2 separate regions of the Homo sapiens genome follow, and region 1 is linked to region 2. A link is a loop called in an ENCODE intact Hi-C map of the cell type or tissue named here. Cell type or tissue: Caco-2. All regions are shown on one strand. Each heading gives the region's core, and the rest is flanking DNA. Links, peaks and the distances in the headings are about the cores only. Region 1 has its middle 6.2 kb from the start of IFNL3. Region 2 overlaps LRFN1 (leucine rich repeat and fibronectin type III domain containing 1).

The links. Peaks named below come from ENCODE experiments on the same cell type or tissue, not always from the same donor. Only the 100,000 strongest peaks of a DNase experiment are listed, where the experiment ranks them.
Region 1: it touches region 2 in a loop (4-fold over the local background); 2 of 110 quality-filtered maps call a loop at or near these places.

What each region holds. Positions count from the first base shown.
Region 1 is chr19:39,247,100-39,255,257 of GRCh38, forward strand. It overlaps the pseudogene IFNL4 and the pseudogene MSRB1P1. Among named protein-coding and RNA genes, the nearest start is that of IFNL3, 6.2 kb to the left of the region's middle. In Caco-2, for the core only: no CTCF peak of the experiment used is centred there; no DNase peak of the experiment used is centred there.
Region 2 is chr19:39,304,556-39,312,713 of GRCh38, forward strand. LRFN1 (leucine rich repeat and fibronectin type III domain containing 1) reads right to left here. Exons shown (of 5, transcript NM_020862.2): 5 at 2,011-3,987. The coding sequence ends at 3,078. Among named protein-coding and RNA genes, the nearest start is that of IFNL1, 12 kb to the left of the region's middle. RefSeq lists an enhancer at 3,272-3,773. In Caco-2, for the core only: no CTCF peak of the experiment used is centred there; DNase peaks (open chromatin) are centred at 2,196, 2,886 and 4,126; H3K4me3 peaks cover 1,972 bases.

The sequences.
Region 1 (8,158 bases), core at 1,773-6,772, 57 kb before region 2:
GTGGAGGTTTCCGTGCTGCCAGAGGGGGCGGGGTCAGAGGCAAGGCCCAGAGTGTGCAGCCAGCCGGAGCTCCCACGTGAGCAGGCGCAGGAGGTTGAAGACCACGCTGGCTTTGCGGCACCGAGGCGAGTCCTGGAGCCAGGGAGGGAGGGCAGCGGGGCTAAGCCAGGCTCTTCCCCCCGCCCCCGGAATCCCCCTCCAGTCCCGCTGCTCGCAGCCTCAGTCCCGTCCTTGTCAGCCTCGCCTGGTCCTCCCTGCGGGCTAACCCTGTATTGCCTGTTGCACTCACCGCTCTCCGGGGTTTGTGACGCCTCTTCTGGGCCCCGGGGACCTTCCTGGAGGAGCCTGGCCGTGCCAGCTCAAGCTGGAGGTGGGACATGAGGCAAATGGAAAAGGCGAAGGACGAAGCCCCTCTCTGCATCTGCCCGTGGCCCTCCCAGCCGCAGACTCGAGCCCGGATTTCAGGACACCCAGAGGACCCGACTCCGGTCTGGATGGGTTTTTCCGCTAAGCAGGACAGATTGGCAAAGCGCTGGGGCTCGCCGTGGGCCTGAGGATGCAGAGAAGCTGGCGGGGGAGAGGGGCGGCGGGGCGCGGCCGTCACTCACGCAGGCCGCCACATCCCTCCCCGCGGCCGCCAGCAGCTCCAGGATCGGGCCGGCGCCGGGGAGCAGCTCCGAGCGGTGCAGGCCGCTGAGCACTGCCTGGGCGTCCGCGATGCCCCGGGCCACGTGGCGGAGCCGAGCGCAGGACTGCGGGGACGAGAGGGCGTTAGAGCGGGCCGCGCCCGGGCCATGCCTCTCCCGCCCACTCCCGGGCCTCACCGATGGCCGCGGAGGATCCCTCCTGGGGCGGAAGGAGCAGTTGCGCTGCCCCCAGCTCAGCGCCTCTTCCTCCTGCGGGACAAGCGGCGCTTATCGCATACGGCTAGGCCCCCTCGCCAGGGCCCCTAACCTCTGCACAGTCTGGGATTCCTGGACGTGGATGGGTACTGGCAGCGCACGGTCGTGCCTGTCGTGTACTGAACCAGGGAGCTCCCCGAAGGCGCGAACCAGGGTTGAATTGCACTCCGCGCTCCCCCAGCAAAGCCCCTCGCCCCGACCTGGAGCCGAGTCCTCCCGGCAGGGCTCCCTTCTGTGATTGACCCTGAGCCTGCGTTCGCGCTGACGACGGGGACTGCGGGGGTCTCGTGGTGGGAATTGTGGGCGCTGACATAGGAGAGGCGCCTGCTGGGCGCTAGGACGCAGGACCCCTTGGGACAGGAACGGGTGTATGGGAACCCGGTGGGGCCAGGGTCCCAGGGGGCACAGGGGCTGGGCGGTGACTTACGTAGCGGTCCCTCAGCGCCTTGGCAGCCGCCAGCGTCCGGGGCTCCAGCGAGCGGTAGTGCGAGAGCAGGCAGCGCCGGGGGGCCTTCTGCGATCACCGTGCACAGGACCCACAGCCCCGCGGCCACTGCGGCCCAGACACTCGGCCGCATCTCTGCTTCTGCAGCAGGCGAGAGACGTCAGGGAAGCCAAAGAGAGGGTCCAGCGCGTCCAGCCCCCCGCCTTGGGTTAGGATCCCAGGGAAGGCAATGCTCGGAGCGTGAAGGCACAGCACACACAGTGGGAGAGAGAGTGGGAGCCGGCCCCCTCCTCGCCTTGGCCTCTGCCCTCACTCCTGTCTGCAGTGCACCCTCTGTGCCTCGTGCTGCAGCAGGTGCTGCCGTCCACTGTCCCCTGGGAGGCGTCCAGAGCCGTCTCCACCTGGGCAACAGTGCCTCGACGGTCCATGCTGGCTTTTATGCGCAGGGCTGAGAATGGGGTTTGCAGCCGGGCTTTCCCGTCCAGGGCAAGCTTTCCCAACATCAGAGCTGGCCCCAGGCCTCTGGGATCCCAGTCGGGTGTGAGGACTTCAACCCGAGGTTGGCCTGTGCCCGGGATGGCTGCCCTCCAACACTCGGTTTCCAAATTGTCTCTGTCCCTGTTTCTACTGTCTGTTTCCTCTTTCTTTGCTTCACCCTGGTTGTCTTTATCTTCGTTCTGCAATCACAACCAGCCCTTGTGTAGTGTTGACTGTGCATCAGGCTCTCTTCTATGTAATTGACACAGACATATCATCTCATTTTTGTACCAGGGCAGCCCTGGAGGTGTAGCTGAGAAAGAGAACGCTTAATTTATTTTATTTTATTTTATTTTATTTCAGAGACAGAGTCTTGCTTTGTTGCCCAGCCTGTAGTAGTGGTGCAGTCACAGCTCACTTCAGACTCAACCTCCCAGGCTCAAGCAATCCTCCCACCTCATTCTCCATAGTAGCTGGGACTACCGGTGGGTGCCACCACCATTTTTTGTAGCAACCTGGTTTCGCCATGTTGCCCAGGTTGGTCTCTAACGCCTGAGCTCAAGACATCTGCCCGCCTCAGCCTCCCAAAATTCTTGGATTACAGGCATGATCCATTGCACCTGGCCTCATTATTTTCTTAAACCGTTTTTTTCTAGTCTCTTTATCTATGGGTGCATTGATTAAAAGAACTGCAGATGCCCGAAAGGCCACACGAGCTTCAGGACGCTTCCTTTGCTTATTACTGGAGGAAGAAAAGGCTGGGGCAAAACAAGTGCAAACCAGACACAGTGACCCACGGTTACCTTTAGATCATTAATATATAATTATCATGGTAAACTCCCTACCCATGGAGGAAAATACGCTCACCATTTGCTGAACATACATCATATGAAGAGGCATGCTTATGATCTGCACCTGCGTCTGGAGTTGCTCTCTGCGCATGCTTACATACCTCCCCACCCCACAGCTAACTCCTTAAAATTTCCCAGCTCCCCACAGCTGGGCGATAAGGTGTTTTTTGTTTTTTGTTTTTTTTGAGATGGAGTTTCACCCTTGTTGCCCAAGCTGGAGTGCAGTGGCGTGATCTCGGCTCACTGCAACCTCCACCTCCCGGGTTCAAGCAATTCTCCTGTCTCAGCCTCCTGAGTAGCTGGGATTACAGGCACATGCCACCATGCCTGGCTAGTTTTTTGTAGTTTTAGTAGAGATGGGGTTTCACCATGTTGGCCAAGCTGGCCTCAAACTCCTGACTTCAGGTGATCCGCCCGCCTTGGCCTCCCAAAGTGCTGGGATTACAGGCATGAGCTCGCCCAGCAATAAGGTGTCTTTAGAGCAAGAGTTCTCTCCTTCCCCATCCTAGCTAGGAATAAAACCTGCTTGCCTTTTTGTTTCCAATTGGGTGTTCTTTCTTTGCAACCAATGCAGAGTAGGGAAAGAACTGCATTTACAGGTGACAATTTCATTGTCAAAAATGACACAAGCCCGGGTACAGTGGCTCAGGCCTGTAATCCCAGCATGTTGGGAGGCTGAGGAGGGAGGATTGTTTGAGCCCAGGAGTTCGAGACCAGCCTGGGCAATATAGTGAGACCCTGTCTCTACAAAAAGTAAGGGATTTAAAAATTAGCTGGGCATGGTGGTGTTACTGGAAAAGCATCCTGATCCAGACCCCAAGAGAGGGTTCTTAGATCTTGTGCAAGAAAGAATTTGGGGCGAGTCCACAGTGCAAAGCAAAAGCAAGTTTATTTTAAAAAGTAAAGTGGTGGCTGGGTGCAGTGGCTCACACCTGTAATCCCAGCACTTTGGGAGGCCGAGGCAGGTGGATCACTTGAGGTCAGGAGTTCAATACCAGCCTGACCAACATGGCAAAACCCTGTCTCTACTAGAAATACAAAAAAATTAGCCGGGTGTGGTGGTGCACACCTGTAGTTCCAGCTACTTGGAAGGCTGAGGCAGGAGAATTGCAGTGAGCCAAGGTTGCGCCACTGCACTCCAGCCTGGGTGACAGAGCGAGAAAAAAATAAGCAAAGTGGCGAAGGAATAGCTACTCCATAGACAGAGTAGGGTGTTCCTGAAAATAAGAGGAGGAATGGGCCCACCCTAGGTACAATGCTTGTTTATAACAAAAAATATCATGGGGAGATGTGCTCTGCTACCAGGGTTTGTGACAAAGGATTAAATTTCTTAATTATCATATTTTGCAAAAACCGATATTACTATCTTTAAAGCAAAACGAGGAATGCTTCTGATGAAGAATGCTTCTGTTCTCAAGATACCGAGATTTCAGGACATTCCTGAGCCTGAGTCTCTTTAGTAAATGTTATCAATCTGTTCCATTAACAGTAAACATCTAGAGGCTAGGAATGCCTAACTTCCTGGAAATGCAGCTCAGCAGGTCCCAGCCTCCTTTTTCCTAGCCCTCACTCAAGATGGAGTCGCTCTGGTTCAAATGCCTCTGACAGTGGCACACACCTGTAGTCCCAGCTACTCATGGGGCTGAGATGAAAGGATCCCTTGAGTCTGGGAGGTTGAGGCTGCAGTGAGCTGTGATTGTGCCACGGCACTCCAGCCTGGGCGACAGAGTGAGAGACTGTCTCAAAAAAAAAAAAAAAAAAAAAGACACAAACCAGGCACAGTCGCTCATGCCTGTAATCCCAGCACTTTGGGAGGCCGAGGTGGGCAGATCACCTGAGGTCAGGAGTTCGAGAGCAGCCTGACCAACATGGAGAAACCCCATCTCTACTAAAAATACAAAATTAGCCAGGCATGGTAGTGCATGCCTTTAATCCCAGCTATTCGGGAGGCTGAGGCAGGAGAATCACTTGAACCCGGGAGGCGGAGGTTGCAGTGAGCCGAGATCACGCCATTGCACTCCAGCCTGGGCAACAAAAGTGAAACTCCGTCTCAAAAAAAAAAAAAGACACAAAAGGGAGGTTCTATTACCTTATTTTACAGATGGAAAACTGAGGCCCAGGAAAGTAAAGGAACTGTTCCAAGATACACAGCTAATAAATGGCAGAGGTGGGGTTTGAACCCACACACTCTGCAGTTTCAAAGCTTGTTCTCTATGCCATAACTGCCCTTATCTTTTTCAGCGTCTCCTCCTGTGTCTTGCTTTCTCTTTCTCTCTCTCTCTCTGTTCCTGTCTCTGTCTCTGGCGTGACTCCATCTTTCTTATTCATTTTTCCAACAAGCATCCTGCCCCAGGTCGCTCTGTCTGTCTCAATCAATCTCTTTTTGTTTAAACATAAAATCTACTTCTTTTTCTGATAAAATTAGCCATGCATGTTCAGTGGATAAAGCTTGAAAAATACACAAAAACATAAAAGAAAAAAAACATCACCTATAACTTCACCATCCTCCTCTCATCCCTCATCCCACTTCTGGAACAAATCGTCCCAATACATAGGAATTTTCCATGTGTTTATTTGTGCATATGTTTTCTGACTACCAAAGTAACACTTGTTCCTTGTAAAAGATTCCATCCATACAAAAACATACAACATGGAGAGTTAAAGTAAGTCTTGTATTTCACCTCCTGGAGGTAAATATTTTTTAACAATTTGTCACTGTTCCTCCTTTTGTTTTCCTTTCTGTGAGCAATTTCACCCAAATTGGAACCATGCTGTATACAGTTTGGTAGCTGGCTTTTTATGTCTTACCATTATCTCTCATTTGCATTCTCCCACATCTTTAATTATAGCGTATCAGTTAGGGCCCAGCAGGAAACAGATGGCCCGTCAATTTAGGATAATTTGAGGTGGGGTTGATACCAGAAGCCTTTATAAAGCGATTGGATAGTAAAGGCAAATGACAAGAGCTAGTGCAAGCTCCTGGGGCCAGCATGGGTGAGGGGCCTCATCCACAGGCCTAAAGGAAGGGGAGAGGGTTGAGGGTGTGCATGTGGTTGCCTGACTTGGGGAGGAGAGAGTCACTTAGATTTGTGGAGGAAACAGATGAATTGTGGTGGCCCAGCACAGGGAGGAGCCCTGGGGAAAAAACACCTGACCTCCTCTCCCCTCTACCTGGGGCCCAGAGTAGGTTGGAGAAGCAGGGACAGTAGATAAGGAGGGGCAAACGGAAGACATCCCCCACCCCCACACCACTATTAGAGCTTCCATTCCAGCAGGATCATTTAATAACCAACCCCTGATTGGTAGGGTGGCAGGTTTTTCATTTCCTCAACAGTGTCTTTTGCAGAGCAGAGGTTGCTTTTTGTTTTTGTTTTTTTGGACATGGTCTCAGTCTGTAGCCCAAGCTGGAGCATAGTAGTGGCACAATCGCCACTCACTGCAGCCTCCATCACCCAGGCTCAAGCCATCCTCCCACCCCAGCCTCACAAGTAGCTGGGGCGCCAGCTACCTGTAGTAGGCACGTGCCACCAGGCCCAGCTAACTTTTCTTTTTTTCCCCAGAGATGCAGTCTCACTTTGTTGGCCAGGCTGGTATGTTTCCATTCCAACATTCTTGAGATGACAAAATTATAGAAATGGAGAGCAGATTAGTGGTTGACAGAGGTTAAGGAAGGGGTCGGATGGGAGAGGAGTGGACGTGGCTACTGAAAGGGCAACACAAGGGATCTTGTGGTATGGAGTGTTTTGTATCTTGTCTGTATCAATGTGATATGGTTAGGCTTTGGGTGCCCACCTAAATCTCATCTTGAATTGTAATCCCCAGGTGTTGAGGGACAGACCTGGTGGGAAGTGATTGGATCTGATCATGGGGGTGGTTCCCCCATGCTGTCCTTGTGATAGTGAGTGAGTTCTCACGAGATCTGATGGTGTTTTAAGTATTTGGAAGTTCCTCCTTCTTTCACTGTCTCTCTCTCCTGCCACCATGTAAGAGGTGCCTGCTTTCCCTTCCATCATAATTGTAAATTTCCTGAGGCCTCCCCAACCATGCAGAACTGCGAGTCAATTAAACCTCTTTCCTTTATAAATTACCCAGTCTCAGGTAGCATCTTCATAGCAGTATAAGAATGGACTAATACACAATGTCAATATTCTCTATGTGATATAATACCATGGTTTTCGCAAGATGTTACCATTGGGGGAAACTGGGTAAAGGGTACACAGTAACTCTTTGCATTCTTTTTTTTTTTTTTTTTTTTGCACGTTTCATTTGTTTATTGATTTCCGCCTGATTACTCCAGAAGGTAATTACTTAAGATGCTTAAGATGGGTGGGGGGGTGATTTCAGCATCGCCCACCTTCACCTGTGGGAAGACCTCCGAGCATGTACAGTAAGACACACAGTCATATCTTGGGGAGCTCTCTGCAGGTGAACTGCAGGCCCCCAGCCCCATGCTGGGTAAAGTAATGAAGCAACAGCCGCTTTCCTAAGCCCGAGTGACCCAAGCTACTTCTGCGCAGGTTGTGAAACAGGGTTTAGGTTTCTCCCCTCTTGGACAAGAGGCCAGGGGTCTGCCCCATCAGCCTGCTTTCCTGGTGGGTCACGGACCATCATCACCTGGCTGGTCTGGAAGGGTTTAACCACAGCGGATCATGTGGCGACCAGAGCCGGGGCAGCTGTCAAGGGCAGCCTCCATTTCCATTCTGTCTCGTAAGCAGCCTGGGAGATGTGGGCCTAAGCTTTGGTGAGGATGAGAGTCTGTCTTGAAATTGGGCCCCACAGGGGTGAGTCCAGAGGCAGGACCGGGAAGGAAAGGTCGAAGGTCGGGCGTAACATCATTCAAAGACCAGCCACGCCCAGACCACACCCCTGAGATGCCTTATCAGGTGAGCAGGAGGCTAAGTCAGCCGACAGTGTGGCCACACAGCCCAAGCCTGTCCTAGCAGAAGGCAGGAACCATCAGCAAATAAGTGACTTTTCCAAGAAACAAGATCTTGTTCAGAGCTGCGGCCTTGGGAGCCTTGATGTTTCAGCCATTGTGCCCTGCCTTCCTGTCTCAATGTCCAGGTCTCGAATTCCATGGTAGAATGGCCAGTGTGTGGCCTTAGTGCCGTGGCCATCTGGGGTCGGTGTGGGCTGCCCGCCTAGTGCGCCTGGGAAGCAGAAGTTTCTTTGCCTTTAGGGACAAACTTCAGCGAGCTGCTGAATATTCATTCAGAATCGGGACTGCCGCAGCTTGGGGCCATCGTTCAGGAACTTGTGGCTCAACGTGTTGCCACACTTGCACGAGACACCTTCAAGACTTCAGGATGATTGTGCTCTGGGCGCTTGGCCACGCTGTCAGAACGGATGGTCTTGGTGAACACCGGCCAGGGGAATGAGTATGTGTACTTTGAGCGGCTGGGAAACAGCTCATAGCCACACTTGGCACACATATAGACGCCTGGCTCAAAGTGATTCTGGAAAACCTTGCCCCCGAAGAAGCT
Region 2 (8,158 bases), core at 1,060-6,059:
TTGTTTTTTGGGTCTCACTCTGCCACACAGGCTGGAGTGCAGTGGTGCAATCAGGGCTCATTGCAGCCTCAACCTCCTGGACTCATTTAATTGCTTATTTGTTTATTTCTCCTCCCTCTAGAATATAGGCACCACGGAGCAGGGCTTTCTTGTTTTGTTTCATCTATTTTGTTCACTGCGATAGCCCCTACATAGGACCAGTTACATAATACATGCTCAATAATGCTTTATCAAGTGAATTAGAGACAAGATTCCTGATGGTTCTGTGTGCAGGTTGGAGGCAGTCAGCTTTCCAATCATGGCTCTGCTGTTAACTGGCTGTGTGATCTTGGAGATGCTCCTTAACCTCTCTGAGCTTCAGTTTCCTCATCTTGAAAATTGTGTGCACACACTGCATATACCTGTGCAGGCTTTAAATGCAGTCATACTTATTATTGGAGTAACTCCATTTCCTAAGCATTATGTGCCATGCACTGGGTTGCATGCTCTTTATCCGTGCATCAGGGAGGGTTTGGGAGCACTGTGCCTGGCTTGTGAAAAGCCCTCAGTACCTAGGAGTCGTCATGACTGACACAAATGAGGGTGGTTGGGCTCCTGGGTGAGGAAGCCTCCTGGCCTGTGATTCTCTGGTGCCTCTGTCCTAGCAGCCTCCCACCCTGTCTGCCTAGATCCATCCCCCTCCCTCCTGCTCCGTTTCTATTTCTGTCTTTCTCTCCTCCTCCCCTGGCCTCAGGGGGCCCCTGGCTGGCAAGAAGCCTTCCTCCTTCTTCCCCAAGATCAGGAAGGTGTTATCACTGCAGGGCCCCTGCAAGGACTGGGATGTCTGTCCCTCTCCTCTCCCCAACCAGCTTTCCTTCCCCAGCCACAGCCCTCAGCCTCACCTGAGAAACTCCTCTCCCCACACCATCCTCCATGCCCTCCGCCAGGGTCCCTCAGATTCCAGGCAGAGCGACACAAGAGGTCTTGTCCCTGAGCTCACCAGGCTAGCTGTGGATATCCAAGCTCAGCTAAGCTCATGGGGGCCATACCCCAGCTTCCGGACACAGACCCCAGAGGCAGCATAGTGTAGGGGTACAATCAAACTTCCAGCTCCGCTATTTATTCATTGGGGGGATGGAGGGACTACGGCAAGTGACTTCATCTCTCTGTGGTTCAGGTTCTTGTCTGTAAAATGGGACCAAGGATAGATCTACCCTACCCCACTGAGTTGTGAGGTCTCAGAGGGTGGAATGAATATTCAATAACTGCTCAGCAGTACAGTGCTCTAGTTGAGTATTAAAGGAGTTCAGGGAATGTCACCCCAAAATATGGCACCCTGGTATGCTGATTATTTTAAATTAAAGGCACTTAGAGATCCATAGATGCTGGAAGAGGCTTTCCTCCTATGTCTTCTTATCTGCCTAAAGATCAAAAAGAACACAAGTGCCTTCTGTCCTCTCCCTGACATTTCATTATCTTTAACAGGAAAAAAAGACAGAGAAATGTCTACACCTGGACGGACTTTGTCACAAGAAATTATCTGTCTGTCAGTCTCAAATTCCAGAGACATTTACAAGCTAAATTCTATCTCCTGGACCCATTTATTTTCCCCAAAATCATTTATTACCCCTCAAAATTGCCTTCCTTTCCCCATCTCCCCTCCTGTGAAGAAAGGTATATAAGTATATAAACCTCACTGGGTTATTGGGTAATCACTTTCCTGTGATTTTCCTAGTGCATGTTAAATACCCTCCATATTCCTTTTCTCTTGTTAATCTATTGTCAGCCCATTCCAGTGAAATTTCAGAGAGTGAAGGGGAAGCTGTCTTTTCACCCCTATAGTAGAGACTCAGAAGTTGGCCTGCCTGCCTTTTTAAATCCCAGTTTTACCACCTTGGGCCAGTTATTTAACTTTTCTGGGCCAAAATTCCCTCATCTGGAAAACAGGATAATAATACCGATATGTCCTGGTGTTGTGAGAATTAAATGACTTAAGTGCTTGGCACATAGTAAGTAAGTATTCACTAAGCGTTAGCTATTATGATCATTTTATTTTTGTGATTATTCCCCACCTCTAAGTCTCTCAGAGGATAAAAGCCTGTCTGCCAGTCTCCTCCGGCCCCAGTTAGTCATCTTCCCATCTTCCTTCAGTCTCACTTAGAGTCCTTATGCTGCAATCTAGGTCACCCTCCCCCAACACACACACACACACACACACACACACACACACACACACACTACACGCGGACACACATACAGACACACACACAGGTCAGCAGGGCCTCAGACACAGAAAAAAGTTTAATTCTGCTGCGGCGGAGGGTCCCGGCTCCGGTAGGGAGGGGGATTTGGTTTTGGATTTTGTTCGTGTGGGGATTTATTTGGGAGAGTCTGGTCCTTCCAGTGGGACCTGCCCGGGAGAATGAGTAAAGAGAAGAAATCAGGAGAGACAGGGAGACTAGACAAAACCAGGGAGGGCCGAGGGACAAGAGACGACAGGACAGAGAGAAAGGAGAGGCAAATAGGGAAAGACAGGCACTACAGAGAGACGACAAGAGGGCGGGATAGAGACAAACGAGGGAAACAGAGAAAGGGGGACCCCAAGCCAGACCCGACCGGACCAGGAATGTGCGTGGGGTGGGGTGGGAGGCTTTGGAGGCCGCCGCGGGACAGAATAGGATCTAGTCCAGCCAGATACAAGAAATGGGCCCCTCGCCCCGGCCCCGGGTGACGGGCTGGGGGAGGGGGCTCGTGTCTCAGTGCTGCAGTGTCAGGGGGCCCTGCCCCTCCCCGCGCTTCGCTGTGTAAGGCACCGGCTCCAGCGAGGTCCGCGAGCGCGCGAGGGGAGGGGTAGGAGGGGGGTCGAGGAGTCCATAGGGGAAGGGAGGCCGGCAGCCGGTCCCCGAACCCCGCCCTGGGCACGGGGGCGTGGCCTCGAGCCGCAGCCCGAGGCTGCCCCGCCCCCTCCCGGGGACAAGGGCGCGTCTCCACTCTGGTCCAATGTCTTGGCGCTGCGCTTTCTCCCAGTCCCGCCCCAGCGTCCGTGCGGCTGGGCGTTTGGTCTGCGGCACCCAGGCGTCCCGGCGCCCGCCCGCCGCTCACACGGTACTCTCCAGCATCCACTCGGTGCTGGTGAAAGCCAGGCACGCCCTGGCGGAGCCCAGCCCCAGGTCTCCATCCTCCCCGGCCGCGCCCCCTCCAGCCCCGTCCAGGTGCGGCGTGGACCGGTGGCGCTTTGTCCGCCGGGCGCGGCGCGGGTAACTGTGGCTCTGGAATAGTGCCCCGTAGTCCCCGTCGAACGAATAGCGCTGCTGCGGCCTCGGCCGGGCCGCGGCTCCCCCAGGAACTAGAGCTAGAGTAGGGGGCGCCGAGGTTGGTGGCTCCAGGGCGCCGGATCGGCTCCTTCGAGGGCCCACCGCGGCCCGAGACTCCTCCCCGGAAGTTTCCTCGGATGGCAGCAGGCACAGCGAGGTGGCCGAGCCGCCCAGAGAACGTCCAAGGACCACCTCCGGCTCCGCGGATGCCGTCTCGGCCTCCATGGCCTTGGCCTCGACGGCGACGGCGGGGGCAGCCTGGGACTCCACCTCGCGCAGCGCCTCGTAGTGGTCCTGGGCCGGCAGGGCCGGGGCCTGTGCCGCGCCTGTGCCTGCGCCGTTGGTCTGCGAGCACACGTGGCTGACCCGCGGGAGCGACCTGGAGCCCTTGACGCGGCGGCTGTCCCCGTCGCCATACACCTTATAGCGGATCATGAGCAGAACGATGAAGACGAGGACCGAGGCGACGATGACGCCCCCGATGGCGATGATCATGGTGCCGCCCAAGAAATGGGCCCTCAGCGGGCGGCAGGGCGCCGGATCCCCAGCGGTGGTGAACTGTACACAGCCCACCACTCGCGTTGCCGGCAGCGCTGTGGCCCCGTCGTCGTAGACCGCCAGCACGCACAAGTCGTAGGCACGGCCCGCCGCCAGGTCATTCACCAGGAAGGTCTGACTGGTGGACGGGATCATCCTGTAGGAGGGGGCGGGTTCAGGGCGGGGTTAGTCCCCCCGAACCACGCCCCTTCGCTTTATGCCCCGCCCATGGTGAACAGTGGGGACTAAACCCTGCTATCGAAGTCTCAGCCGCTACTGAGACAACAGCAGCAATTCAAGCCCCGCCTCCATCAACATATTCCCACCCTTTCACACCCCTCATCTGTATGCCCCGCCCTCAGACCCACCTCCTGGCTGTGTCCCATCACCCACTGGGACAATATATCTATCATTCGTATTACCTCCTCTGCATATCCCGGCCCCTGCAGGGGAGAAGTGCTATGGCTTTTAAGCCCTGCCCTCAAGGGACATGCTCCCTAGCTATGTCTCACTCTTGCTAGGACAACTGCCATTCAAGGTCCTTCATCTAGGCATTTCTACCCCAAAACTGGGCCAACGCTACTGGCCACCTCCCCTTTTCTGCATGCCCCATCCCCCACTCAGGTGGACACTAAGGTCAGCTCACAGCGCCTGTCATATTCCTACTGGAACAATGGATGCTCTTCTAGTTCCTCTTTTATACATATTCCTGCCTTTCAGGGAAAACCATGATGCAGGTCGCTCCCCCTTATCTGCATGCAGCACCTTTGGGTAAAACATCTAGCTTTGGCCGGCTGCAGTGGCTCACGCCTGTAATCCCAACACTTTGGAAGGCTAAGAAGGGTGGATCACCTGAGGTTAGGAGTTCAAGACTGGCCTGGCCAACATGGTAACCCTGTCTCTATTAAAAATACAAAAATTAGCCAGGCGTGGTGGCAGGCACCTGTAATCCTAGCTACTCGGGAGGCTGAGGCAGGAAAATCGCTTGAACCCGGGAGGTGGAGGTTGCAGTGAGCCGAGACCACATCATTGCACTCTAGCTTGGGCTACAAGACCGCAAGACCGAGACTCTGTCTCAAAAAACAAACAAACCAAAAAAAAAAAAAAAAAAAAAAAAAAAAACCATCTAGCTTTGTCTATGTCCTGGAACAGTTTCCAAGTCCCTTAACTACATGTTCCCTGACATTGCTACAGGCCATTCCCCAACCAAATGAAATGTGGCTTCCAGGCACACCCCACAATGGCCCACTAAGGATGGTTCCCCTACTGTGTATAGGCCACATCCAGACTACAGGCCCTGCTCCTTGTCCAGATATTAAAGGCAACCACCTCATATGTTCATGTGCCACCAGAAGTCACCAAATCACGCTACCAGGTAAGTTTCTTCCGTAAAGGGGTCAAACGTAGCCAAGCACACACCATATTCCTTTCTTGCTGTAGGCCCCTCCCCTCGAATGAAGACTAGTGTAGAGAAGTGGTTAAGATGACAAAGGCTGGGGGCCAGATTGCCCGGGTTTGAGTCTCTCCTCTGCCACTTGCTTGCTCTGTGACCTCAGGCAAGTTTCTCTTTTGTTTCATTTTGTTTTGTTTGAGACAGACTCTCGCTGTGTCACCCAGGCTGGAGTACAATGACGCGATCTCGGCTCACTGCAATCTCTGCCTTCCGGGTTCAAGTGATTCTCCTGCCTCAGCCTCCCGGACAGCTGAGATTACAGGCACCCACCACCACACCTGGCTAATTTTTGTATTTTTAGTAGAGATGGGGTTTCGCCACGTTGGCCAAGCTGGTCTCAAACTTCTGACCTCAGGTGATCCATCCGCCTCGATCTCCCAAAGTGCTGGGATTACAGTCATGAACCACCACGCCCGGCGAACTTCGCCAAGTTTCTTAACCTCCCTGTGTCTCATTTTCCCCAAATGGGGATGATAATAATTCCTACATCATAGAGATGGTGTGAGGAATGAATGAGTTAACACAGCCAGGACCTGGCACTTAATGATATCATCATTAGCTTGCATCACACCTCGTGTTGGCCAGTAACCCTTGCTGTGGCTCACACTATCCAGCCCATTGCATTCCTCCCATCTATAAGATCTACCCCTCTGGAGGGCCATTCCTGCTAGGCCTTGGCCCTCTTCTGTTGAGCACATCGTTTCCACACTGTGGGCCATGTCCAGCCTCAGCTAAACCTGGACTGCCCGTTCCACATTGATTGGCATGGCCAGGATGCAACCTCACAAGCTCTCTTCTCCAGCAAAGACTCTTGGTGGGTCCCGGGAGACAAGGACTGCCCCTTCCTCTTCGTGGGACCATGCAGAACAAGCTCCACCCCCTCTGACAGGCCACATCCCCACCTCCGAAGGCCTGCTTATCTCTCCGATGCTTCCGCTTCCCCTCCAGCAGAGCCACCTTCTGGCCCTGAAGCTCCACCTCTGTCATCCCACCTCCAGGAGGTTCTCCCACTACCAAGAGCCACCCTCCCACCAAAAGACTTCCAATCAGGGCCCCGCCCCTTCATAAAGGTCCACCCACTTCTCCAACTCCACTCTACCCACCCCTGACTGCCATTTCAAAGACCACTGCCACCCACCCCAGCCACCCTCGGCTGCCCTGGCTTTAAGCCTTCCTCCTCCTCTCTTCATCTCTCCTCTCCAGAGCCCTGGATTCCACTTGCTCCTTCCCCTAAATAGCCAGTTGCTAGGGGCTTCCCCCACCCCTTTTCAAGGACAGAGGCTGGCTCCTTAAGAAAGCTTCAGCCCAAGTGTCTCTAATTGGCTGCAGAATTAAAGCAAGCAGCTAAGCAGGCTTCTGGTTGGCTGCCACCTCCGCCCATGACAGCGTGAGGAAGTTAACCCCTGCGGCACCATAGCATAGGAATCTGCAATGGGGGTTGGAGAACTGGAACTGGGGCCCTACAGGGAAGAGAAGAGTCCCAGGGTCTGTTGCCCAGCTGGGGACAGGGGGCCATCAACATCTGCATCCATGCAGGGTCTGGGGGCTTGTGAACCTCCCCCACCCCACCATGTGGTGGCCATGGCTCAGAGCAAAGGAAAGAGAGGGACAGAGAAGTGGAGAGTCACAGAAGCTCAGAATTATTTACAGAAATATATTATCCATCTCCCTTCCAAGCAGTGGGTGCCCAACAAATGTGTGTCAGTGTATAAAGGACAGCTTTGCTACTTTCTGTGTGACCTTGGGCAAGTGACATCCCCCACTGAACCTCAGTTTTTCTGTCTTTGAAATGGAGAGGGGGTCATCACGCCTTCATAGCGGAGCTGGGAAGATCAAGCTTGGAAGTTCGTTGTGAAGGTTTGTGTTTTGTTCATTTGTTTGTCCTCATGTTTGTAAGGCTGGGCCAGGATCTAACCTATCTCAGTAGGCCCAGGGCCCAACACAAGATGGGCACACAGTAGGCATCTACTCAGTGTTTGGGACCAGAATCAAAAAGAGAGGGAAATGAGGAAGACAGAGACAAAAGAAAAGGGAGGCTTTTTTTTTTTTTTTTTTTTTTTCCAGAGGGAGTCTCGCTCTGTCACCCAATGGCGCAATCTCCGCTCACTGCAACCTCCGCCTCCCAGGTTCAAGCGATTCTCCTGCCTCAGCCTCCTGAGTAGCTGGGATTACAGGCACGTGCCACCACATCTGCCTAATTTTTGTATTTTCCGTAGAGACAGGGTTTCACCATGTTGGCCAGGCTGGTCTTGAACTCCTGACCTCAAGTGATCCGCCCGCCTCAGCCTCCCAAAATGCTGGGATTATAGGCATGAGCCATCGCGCCCGGCCAAGAGGCATTTTTTTCATTCAACCAACACTGGGAAAGCACCTACTATGTGCCACACCTATGGCCAAGAAAACACTGGAAAGGCAGAGATGGAGGCCAAGAGGCAGGTTTCTCGGTGAAGATCTGACAGCCAGGAGCTGGGGCTCTCCACAGGTAGGGAAACAGCTCCAGCCCCGCTGGCATCTCCAGGTGAAGCCAAGCAGATGACTGAAGCATTTAACTGGTGCTCTACAATGTGCATGAGGGAGGCAGAGCTAGAAGGAGAGACATCCATGTGGCAAACTACCATTTATCAAGTGCCTACTGTGTGACAATTCTGTGGCAGAGAGCCATACTAAAAAACTACCAAGATGGGCCAGGTGCAGCGGCTCACACCTGTAATCCCAGCACTTTGGGAGGCCAAGGCAGGAGGATCACTTCAGCCCAGGAGTTCAAGACCTGTCTGGGCAATATAGCAAGACCTCATCTCTACTAAAAATTTTTTTAAATTAGCCCAGTGTGGTGGTGCACACCTATAGTCCCAGCTACTCTCAGGAGGTAGGAGGA